Regions from separate parts of the Mus musculus genome. Here region 1 is linked to region 2. Evidence: chromatin loops called from intact Hi-C (ENCODE). Cell type or tissue: heart. All regions are shown on one strand. Links, peaks and the distances in the headings refer to the core of each region. The heading gives the core; the rest is flanking DNA.

Region 1 (5,373 bases), core at 293-5,292, 89 kb before region 2:
TCAGGAGGGAGAAGTAGAAAGATCAGACGTTCAAATCATCCTAGGCTACATCTGAGGCTGGTCTGGGCTACATGGAATGCTATCTTACAAAACAAAACAAAACACCAACAAATTAAACAATAAGGCTCTGAAGCCAAGCTGGGTAGGCAAATCTTAGCTCAATGCTTCACTGCTGTTTGCTCCTGGACGCGTTACATACTGTCTGTATGTAACTTGTTTCCTTTGCCACAAGGTGTGACAAAAATAGTACCTGACTCACCGATAGTCACCGTGAGAACTGAATGAGTCTAAACAAGTAAAGTGCCTAACTGTGCCTAACCCTCGCTGGCCGCTCCACGCAGTAGCTACTGTCTTCACCAGGCTAAGCTCTGTCCTGAGTTCCTCAGAGGCTCACGGACTCCTAGCAACATCTTCCACTCAATGCCAAAGGAGAAACAGAACAGGGATGCACACAGGATACCCTGGCTGCAGCGCATGCCCACCGACTGCTCCAGGAACTCAAAATCACGTTCACTTCCCAAGTCCCAGGTTGGATCCGACGACTCCCCTCCCCAGCCAAATACAACCTGAGTCATAAAAGAATACGCCGAGAAGGCACTAGAGAGAGGTGACCTCTAAAACTGGGTTAGTAAATCACAATGCCTTCCTGTTCTAAGCACAGCACTGAAAATAGAAGCATGGGGGTGAGCCCAGAGCCTGCAACATGGCAGGCTACCTTCAGTGTTTTCTCAATGGACCAAAGAATGGAGGAATTCAGAGCACTGCCTGATAAAGCCTGGGCAGGCCGAGCTCCTATTTAATCCCAGGTTGGCACTTCACAAATGGCTAGGAAGTTAATCAGATCAGAAACTATTACCAGTCCCCCAAGGAACCCAGTGTCTCCCCTTCTGAGGTCATGGGGTGTGTGTGTGTGTGCTTCTTTATGCACAAAGTGCTCATAACAGTTAAAATGTACTGGATGGATGTCTGTCCTTTTGACATGTGGGGGATGTCTGCTGTGTGGTGCGTGAATGCCAGCGACGGAATAATGGCTGCAACTCCATCCCTGCCTTTGTGGAGCCTTCTGGGGTAACAGTGGACAGGCCGGTGCTACTACTAATGGCTGACAGTCAACGGGGCTGTCGCAGGCATACAGAGGCCAGACACTGACTGCTCTCCCTGTTCACTTGTTTGTGTGTTTGTTTGTTTCTTTGACACAAGGTCTCTTACTGGAGCTGGAGTACCCCGATTTGGCTGGACAGGCCGGCTGGCAAACTCCAGAGATACCTCCTGTCTGTGCCTCCCCAACAATGGGATTCCAAGTGTGGACTTTTACACAGGCCCGAGAAATCTGAACCCATGTTCTTATGCTTTCACAGTAAGCACTTTACCAGCTGGGCTATCCCCAATCCCAGTTCTTACAAACCTTGATGGCGCCTTCCTCTTGCCTGGAGAATGAGAAACAGGCTCAAAGAGGAAAGCGATTTGCATACAGCTGTGAATGGGAAGGGGTAAAACCAACAAAGAGACCAAAAGGCAACATAGGAACTAACACCCATGTTCTTCAACCTGGATCTAACCACTTTGGGCTCAAGCTTCCAACTTCCCCTGTATTCTGTCACTGGAAGGCTAGCTACCTTCTGTCCTTCAGGTATAGTCGAGATTGTCCCCTTACCTGTATGGGGTCATGCCATCTCCTGATACTTCTAATGACCAGCCCTGTCCCACATACAAACCCACAAGCCCTTTCTTCTCAAAGTGTGCATAAGTTCCCCACCCCTGAAACCTACTTAGGATGCCACTTCACAAGCTTGATCTGCGCCTTTTCCTCCTCCATATCCTCCACAGGGCTCACGCACAGCCATACAACTATCAGGCTTCAATAAATATTATGACTGATTAGGAAGAGAGGAAACGGGCTAGCGATCAGACTCCCGCGGGGTGTCTGTGTTCTTAGGATGGTCTGACATTCAGCAGGCAGAGCAGAATCGCCCACTTCATTTCCCCAGCTAAGTCACCTCCCTTGGCCTACACCACTTCACAGGCTGACTCACTCCAGTTGCTCTTCCAGTCTTGAGAGGAAATTCCTAGTGGTGCACACTCAACAAAAAAGTAGGGACTTGGCAGGGCAAGCGGCATGCTGGGAAAGGAGGCCGTGGTTCCGGGCTCAGAAATGGCGGGATTTTTTGTTTCCGTCCAGCAAGTGCGTTTCATTGAGCAAGGATGTGGGTGGAGAGGATGGAGAAGGCACTAGAGGGAAGGGGGCTACACTTGGGCTGGAAGGGTAGAAACTGAGCAGTTTGCCATGAGAGTTGTCTGGTCATTCCTGAAACAGCTCGCTGGGGAATCCTTCCTCACGAATGGCCCACACTTTCTTCCACAATCTGCGACTCAAGCCAGCTGTGGTCTGTGTCAACTCACTTTGTGTCTCTTAAACCTCAATATTCGGGTCTGGAAAATGGAGTCAAATTTGTCAGCCCTCTCTTCCTCCCTCTAGTTAACTCTTTGAGTGAGGAAATAAAATACATGAATACGCTGTCTACACACCACATAAGTGTGATCTAATACTTCTGGCCTGTGTTTCCCCTAAAGCTGGAGTAGGCGACTTCAAAGGCCCACATGGGCTCCTTGGTCCAGCTAAGGACAAGGGACCTAAAGATAGACGTTTCATCTGAACTTAGCAAATGACTAAGCTCACTAGCTTCCCCCACCCCCACCCCCAAAACTCTAGGTCTATTAAAAACTGGCTCGGGTGACTCCTACTGGCATAGCCAAGGTGAAGTCTTGACTAGAGGCTTCCGGGGATGCGATGATTTCCCTTCCAGGCTCCTGTTCGGGCAACTCTGTCCATTCAACGGTTCCTAATGCAAAAAGAATGGGCTACGTAGAGCCTGCCGGCTTCCTTACAGGTCACCGCTAATGTCCTGTGACAGGCCCTTGGCCCATCCTCCCCCAATGGTCTGGCCATCCTCAGAGTCCGCTCCATCCCTCTCTGAGACCATTAACAAAGCGGGTCTGGGACCGCCCTGGCGACTAGGGCGCTGGGGTCCCAGCTCTTGCCACAGGGCCTGGGCAGGAAAGGACCAGGGCCCCTTCAGGGAGGGCAGGAGTAGAGTCCCGACCCCGCAAAAGCTGGAGTACCCACCTTCTGCTCGACGCCCTGCAAGCCCTGGCCCAGCTCATCCCTCTGACGGGAGAAGTCCTGGTGGCCACGCCGGACCTGCTGGACCTCCTCCAGGACGTGATGGACATACCAGCCCGAGAAGGCGGCCGCCGCCACCAGGGAGAGGTAGAAGAGAAAGTTGAGCACCCGGCCAAGCCTGCGCGAGCAGGACGCGGAGGACGCGTTGGCGGTGGCGGCTGAGGACCGGCCGCGGTGGCCGCCCCGGTGCGCCTGGTTCTGCGGGTGCTGCGGCGGGTGCGGCGCGGGAGGCTGCGGCTGCTGCGGCGCCGCCGGCGGCTTCTTCGCCACGTCATCCGCGCCGCCCGACGGGTGGGCGCCCTTGTCCGAGGGGCTCGCGGCGCCGTGGCCGCCCTTGGAGCCCCTTTGTTTGGCCGAGGGCATGGCGGCGGCGGCGGCTCGGCGGGATGGGCGAGCGGGGCGCGCGGCCCGGGACGCTGGCTCCGGCTCCCACGGGGACTGCGCGGGCGGCACGCGGGCGCAGCGGCGTCGGAGCGGCCGGGAACGTGGGGCGACGAGGAAGGAGGCCGGCCGCGGAAGGAGGAGGGGGCCTGGCTCCGCCGCCGCCGCGGCGCCGACCCCGCCTCCCGGGAAGGGAGGCCGAGCCCAGCCCGAGCGCCTGCCACGCAAGCGGGCCGCCGCCCCTCCTCCCTTCGCTGCGACCCCGCGGAGGGCGGGCGGAGCCCGGCGGGGCGAGGCTGGGCGCGGCTGCCCGGATGGCTGAGACTCCCAGTGCCCCGGCTACCCTCGAGAGGAGTCAGCGGGGTGGGGGTGCCTCCTGAGCACTGTGCTGAGCACGATCCCCACCCGGGCCGAGGGGGAGTGCTAGGGGGAGCGGAAAGCACGGTTCTGGAAGGTGGGGACAGGACGGGGGGGGGGGGGGTCAGACGCCCTACTTGCCCACCACTAAGCCGGGAACACCCCTCCTCTAAGGCCGCCCTGCAGCCGGGCCAGGCCTGTCTCTTCCCGAGAATTTTTGGGCTCGAAGGACTCTGCACCCAAGCACCTTGGGTATGGACTAGAACTTGTCCTAGGGAGCTGAGTTACTGAGTTATTGAGTTACTGAGTTACAGACCCTCTTTGCCTGGGCAGTAGACTGTATGCAACACCCCCAGGCCCCTTGGTTCTCTTTTCTTTTGGGGTATCATACAGTCTCTCCACAGCTCCAGTTCCTGACAGGCTCTGGGTTGAGTGTAGAGAAGCCATCAGCACCCTCACTTAGAGGGACACAGGTTGAGGTTGTCACTTCCACATTTGTAAAAAGAAATATAGCAGTGCCAGACCTGTGCTTATCAGCTGGTATGGGCTCTAAAATCCTCGCAAAAGCTTTGAACGGTTGAGATTACATTTGCCCATTTTATAGGAAACACACAAGGCTGAGCCTCGACCCCAACAGAATGCCTCAAGGTCCCACACAGCCGTGTTTTGAACCTTGGGCTGATGCTTCTGAAGCCCATGGGTGAGTCTTCACTCATGACTGGGAGGGAAACCAGAGCCCACCATCAGTGCAGATCATTGGTAATACCAATCTGGACCTTTTCCCCTGCACCTGGCTCCCGCAGTCCTAGTGTGTACTTCTGCGCGGCAGAAGTAGGGATGCTATTTCTTCTGTCTGTAACTTCCTCCCAATCTGCTTAGAAGGGGGAAAAAATTAGAAACAAAACTGGAATCTTCCCATGTTCAAATACCACCACTTCCATACTTTGGTGGTCACATGCCCGACAATACCCCTCTTGAGAAAAGTATTTTCGAGGAGACACTGAATGTGCAACTTTACAAGGGCAAAACTTTGCTGAAGGCCCACTGTGTGCCAGAGAGATGTCTGTCCACTGCTAGAGGCACCTTCCTCAAGGACAATCTTGTTGCTCCTCATTCTTTTCGTAAATCACCTTTAAAATCTGAATAGGCACATATGTGCCTGTGATCACGGGCTCTGGGTCCTGGCAGGGGGTGGGGGTGGGGGTGGGGGAAAGCATGTTTTAATGTTTTAAAAACCAACGCCTAAGAACCGAGACAATAAATGAAAAGAGAACTTGGAAAGCAAACCGTGAGCTGTACACAGAGTAGAGAATGAGGAATAATTTGGAGAATGAATTTGCATAGTAGGAGAACAGGAAGGCTATTTCTGAGCAGGAAGTGGGGTAAGCCCAGGACACCTGTCTTGACTAGAAGGGTGTGTGCTGTGTATAGAGAATGGCTGCCCATTGCAAAAG
Region 2 (5,373 bases), core at 263-5,262:
CTTACACCTGGAATGTAGTGATGGGATATATTCTATCATATTCTGATAAAGCCTCAGAAACATATCTAAGTTCTTTAACATGAGACAAAGGCTGTAAAATGCACAGCTCTGCTGGGTCTCCAGTGCCACCAAACAAACTTGTCCTTGGCAAGCCCTGCATGAGCACCACATACAGTTGCCAGCATAGAAAAATAAACTCTCATAGCTCTGCGTGTTAAAATGTCTTTGCCTCCCCATGCTTTTGGTGTGGTGTCAGTATTCAGTGGTTTAAAAGTATTAGGTCTCAAAGGAACCTGAGTTTGAGACCTAACATGTCCTGGGCTAAGATAATTAGGGATTTAAATCCCAACTCCATTTGAAAAATTGCTTTTCCTTTTTCTCTTCCTTCCTCCCTCTCCCTCCCCCCCTCCCTTCTTTCCTTCCTTCCTTCCTCCCTTCCTACTTTCTTTTTTTTTTTTTTTGAGACAGGGTTTTTTTGTGTAGCCCTGGCTGTCTTCAAACTTACTCTGTAGGTCAGGCTAGCCTTGAACTTAGAAACTCACCTGCCTTTCTGCCTCCTAAGTGCTGAGATTAAAGGTGTGAGCCAAATTTCTTAACCACTGCCTTAGCTTGTCAAATGAAGATCTCTACTTACCACCAAGGGTGGATAATTAGAGAATCCACCTAAAGATAGCAATCAAATACCTGTTAAGGAGTAATGTTCAAATTAATGTACACTTTTCCCAGTTTCCCAGAGTCCTAAACACCTCTCCCATTACAGATTACAGTGTCCCTCAGTCAGCCATTCTTGCCCCCATGGCATTGGATAACTTTTCACTTGGCTAACACATACCCATTCGCCTTGTATAAAGGATGGCTCAGGATGCACAGCACTTGTCCTCCGGGAGCTCCCACACCTTATGCTTTAGGCTTTTGTATTAATACCTCAGTAAAAGGATATGGTAGCATAATACTGAGGAAGCACAAAACTACCCCTGGCTTTTTCCCCACCTTGCTTCCAAAGTCTAGCCTCCTAGAGATAAAAAAGAAGTCATGGGTTTGATCTGGGATACAGGTGTAATGCAAGAAATCTTACAAGGAATTGTGGTCTAATAGCCAACATCATCACTGTCAACTAAGTGTAGCCATGAAGATTAGGGACTGCATCCTCCAAAGTGTCCTTCATTTCAAAAGAAACTTTAAAAACTCGGTGAAAAACAGAAATACAATGTTAAACTTATTATTACCTACTGCAATTCTATTTTCAAATTATGAATTCAACACAAACTTATTAAGGAACAAACAATGCACTAGAACCTGGAATGCAAGGCCATTTTCATTCCAGCATTCACAGACTGAAGAACTAGACAAGTACAGAGGTTATGGTATTAGGTCACAGCAGCAGAGATCTTGCTAGAAATGCAGATTTCCAGCTCCAGCCTGCCAATCAGAAAGCTGAGATTTTTTAGTTCTCCAGGTGTCTGTGATCTGGTTTACAGTAGAACCATCTTCATAGTGGGAATCCAAGATGACTTTGTAGAAGACAGCTGACACACCTGAGCCAAACTTGATGTCCTCAAGTCTTCAGCTCCCTTTCCCAACCCCTTCCAGACTACACTAAGTAGGGTGCTCTCTGGTATAATAACTCACAGGGACCATTCAAATGTAGTTTCTCTGAGTAAATCTTAAGGATTTAAGGGGGGGGGGGGCTGATCATTCTTAGTTTTAAATGATTTGTCTTACATGTGAGTATGGGGATCAGAGGACAGCTCTTTAGAGTTGCTTCTCTCCTTCTACAATGTGGGTCTTGGGGGCTGAACGCGGCTTTTCAAGCTTTGTGGCAGGTGACTTAACATACTGAGCCATCTTGGTGGCCTGTAATTTTTTTCTTTCTTTCTTCACTTAGTTTCAGAAGTCTATCAGCACAACGTTTAGATACAAGCACTGAAATTTAACTAGCTAACTCTGTACGCAGATTACCTTGGACCAGGTTTAAAAAAAAAAAAGAACACATATTATTAGATGGTGCTAATTATACAGGTGAACTATTAAATAGTTCAACTATTAAATGGCCAGGAGCATTGTACACACTCATGTGACACCATCCATCTCCACAATTTTTGTATGTTCCCAAACTGAAACTCATTTAAAAACTGTTGGCATCTTTTACCTCTTCTTCCCATGGGATTTTTCTTACCATTGGACTTGCATGAACTCATTTCCAATTTCAGTGACAAATCCTTTTGTCTTCTACCAACTGTGTGTTTACTATTCATAGAGATTTTTTATAGGTGTATCTAATTTTTTAAAAATTAATGGAATACAACTTTTAGCAATTCTTATGCTTTCTCCGTTGCCATCCTTGAAATCTTTCACCAATCAATGTTATTAATACATTACCTTTTCTTTGGAGACAGGGTTTCATGTAGCCCAGGCTGGCCTCGACCTTGTTAGGTAGCCAAGGATGCCCTTGAATTTCTGGATGCCCTCCTACCTCTAGCTTCTAAATGCTGGGATTATAGGTGTCTGTGCTGCCGTGGGAGGATTATGTGCAATCCTTCGTTTATTCGGTGTAGTGGTAACAAACTCCGTCCCTCTGACGTTTCCTTCTAGTGTTTTGTTAAGGTATATTTCATCGACATAGGATTTAAACATATTTTCCCCCAAACCGTTAATTAACTATTCTAATATAATTTATTGGGTTTTCCCTAAGAGGATCTTGGACCTCATTCTTCAAACTCCCTGAGACAGTGAGGTTGTGATCCTACCACCTCTACATACCAAATGCTGGGATTAAAGTCGTGGGCCCCTACACCCTGTCATAGCAGGAATCAACCCCAGGTGCTCTGGAAGAGCAACCAGTAGTCCTCAATCCCTGAGCCGCCCCTGGGTCCTAAGTCACTGATCAGGTCGCTCCCGTTTAAACCCTTCAATGGTGCTTTACTATTCCCAGGGAGAAAGTCTAACACCTTCTAAGAGTTAACACATTTCAGAATCAGGAAGGCATCTTTTACTGCCCCCTGGCTGTCCTGGAACTCACTTTGTAGGCCAGGCTGGCCTCGAACTCAGAAATCCGCCTGCCTCTGCCTCCCGAGTGCTGGGATTAAAGGCGTGCGCCACCACGCCCGGCTGATGCCTGTTCATTACACGCAGGTACCACCAATTATTTAAGCAAGGACTTTTGCTCTTCTGTACTACACAACATACAAGCAGTTTAGACTGAGTTAATTGAAATCTCTGCTTTAGAAGTTCATGTTGTGACTAATGTGTATTATCGAGTCATTTTTCAGATTAGTTATACAGTTAGAACTACTATACTTTGCCGTATTCAATCATTCTGGGGATACTGGAAATGAGCCTGTCAAGAGGCTAGGATTAGCCCGGCGAGACCTCGGAAGTACACCAGTGGGTGTAGTTTTCCACATCCGGCTCGGTCACTTCCGGGTTCCTCCGCAGGTTAGGCCCTGACCAGGCGGAACCTTTTGAAACGCCTCCCCGTAAACAAGCGCCACGGGGACACCGGAGGAGAACGCACACCACTCTCCGCGTGCTACTTGCTTGGAGCCGCACGGGCGGATGTGAACATTCTGCCGACTTCTTCCTCTACCGTGAATGGAATGGATGTTCTAGCCGAGGAGTTCGGGAGCCTGACTCCGGAGCAGCTGACTGCGCCGATCCCGACTGTGGAGGTAAGTGCCGTGAGCGCAGGCAGCGGAAGAGGTTGGAGACGACTAAGGAGGCGTTGCCGGGAGAGTTTTCAGGATGACGAGGGCGGGTCCCTGGGCTTCTACGCATGCTCAGAACTTCTGCACATGCTCGGAGCTCCGGGTGTGTGAGCTTTTACCAGGTGTGGTTCTTGAGCGTTTGTAGCAGCAAGTACAGATCTCTCAGTAGCGTCCTACGTTTAGAAGCTTAGCGAATGGCTCTCGGGTAAAGCTTTTCTAATTTAAGTGTGCACTGGCAAGAATTGGTCCTTGTGTATTCTCTCAGGAACCAATATCTTCTTGCCGATCTCACCTGGAAGGACACAGAGATCCTGAGAACGTAGGCAATGTTCTTGAGGTCCCATAGCCGGCTTTGGTGCTAAAAGTAAATGGGAATCTCACCCTTGTCATCATTTTCCTTTTACTCCACAGTTTCTTTGGACTGCAGGTTTAGTTTAAGTACCTTGACTATCCCTTCGTCCCCCATTTTTGATCTTGTATTTTCTTAGGGGCCCCTATAGCTTTCATCAGATTCTTAAAAGTTAAAGGATAATTGCTTCACGGTGAACTGCCTAAGGAAGTGCAGTTATTGACATGATTTTGTTTCCTGAGAAGGTATATAAATTCTCACTGAACCTTGACATCTTTGGCACAGAATAGGGACATCTAGGACTGAAGATGGTCGAGGAAGAAATTCAGGCAGAGGAACAGGTTGTACATGACCCCAGACACACCATCAGTTGTTTCAGGGGAACAAATAAATCTAGTGGAGCTAGGGGAAGAGGGCAGTAAAAGATGCCTTCCTGATTCTGAAATGTGTTAACTCTTAGAAGGTGTTAGACTTTCTCCCTGGGAATAGTAAAGCACCATTGAAGGGTTTAATTGGGAGCGACCTGATCAGTGACTTAGGACCCAGGGGCGGCTCAGGGATTGAGGACTACTGGTTGCTCTTCCAGAGCACCCGTGGTTGATTCCTGCTATGACAGGGTGTAGGGGCCCACGACTTTAATCTCAGCATTTGGTATGTAGAGGTGGTAGGATCACAACCTCACTGTCTCAGGGACTTTGAAGAATGAGTTCCAAGATCCTCTTAGGGAAAATACACAGTATTTGTCTTTGTGTTTGGCTTATTTCTCAGTGTTCCCCTACTCCTAATCAACAGGACCTGCAGCCCATGCAGCAAAGGATAGTTAAGAATGTAGCCCAGTCCAAAACTGCAGACTTAACTCCAAGCTTTATGAGTGTTATTTTATTTTACTTTTAATATTTTTGGTATGGCTCTCCAGGGAGAGTTTTGTAGATCACAGCGTCGTGTTACAGTGTTGCTGTAAGGAACCTTCCTCACAATCGTCCTTAATTGCAGCATGAGCTGGAACTCTCGGTGTCTTCCAAATGGGCCACTACACTGCTTTCTGGTCCTTCTGTCTGTGTTTCCCAGCCCTAACTCAGCTTTTGAGCCACGGTGCACTGGCTCACTGGAACCTGCTGTCACCTCATTCACTACCTTAAGCCTCTTCAATGTACCTACCTTTCTTTCCTCACCATGTCTAACTCATAGCAGGCATAGACATCCTCAGTGTTCTCCACCCTGCCAGCTCCTTCAACCCTGTGCGCTTGCACACAGTGGCTCCCTTTATTTGGAATGCCTCCCTCATACAACCACCATGCTCAGTCATGGCAGTATACCTAG

What was found. Peaks named below come from ENCODE experiments on the same cell type or tissue, not always from the same donor. Only the 100,000 strongest peaks of a DNase experiment are listed, where the experiment ranks them.
Region 1: a loop joins it to region 2, with 5 times the contacts of the local background. A loop is called at or near these places in 14 of 42 quality-filtered maps.

The regions. Positions count from the first base shown.
Region 1 is chr10:84,530,323-84,535,695 of GRCm38, forward strand. Ckap4 (cytoskeleton-associated protein 4) reads right to left here and starts at 3,566. Exons shown (of 2, transcript NM_175451.1): 1 at 3,125-3,566. The coding sequence starts at 3,544. In heart, for the core only: a CTCF peak has its summit at 3,250 (motif pointing right); DNase peaks (open chromatin) are centred at 619, 2,089, 3,169 and 3,809; H3K4me3 peaks cover 4,504 bases; H3K27ac peaks cover 4,050 bases.
Region 2 is chr10:84,618,871-84,624,243 of GRCm38, forward strand. Polr3b (polymerase (RNA) III (DNA directed) polypeptide B) reads left to right here and starts at 3,428. Exons shown (of 28, transcript NM_027423.2): 1 at 3,428-3,668. The coding sequence starts at 3,597. It overlaps Gm17249 (a long non-coding RNA gene), which reads right to left and starts at 3,775. Exons shown (of 2, transcript XR_380645.4): 1 at 3,327-3,775; 2 at 1,653-2,588. In heart, for the core only: a CTCF peak has its summit at 3,014; DNase peaks (open chromatin) are centred at 3,471 and 3,591; H3K4me3 peaks cover 1,984 bases; H3K27ac peaks cover 1,518 bases.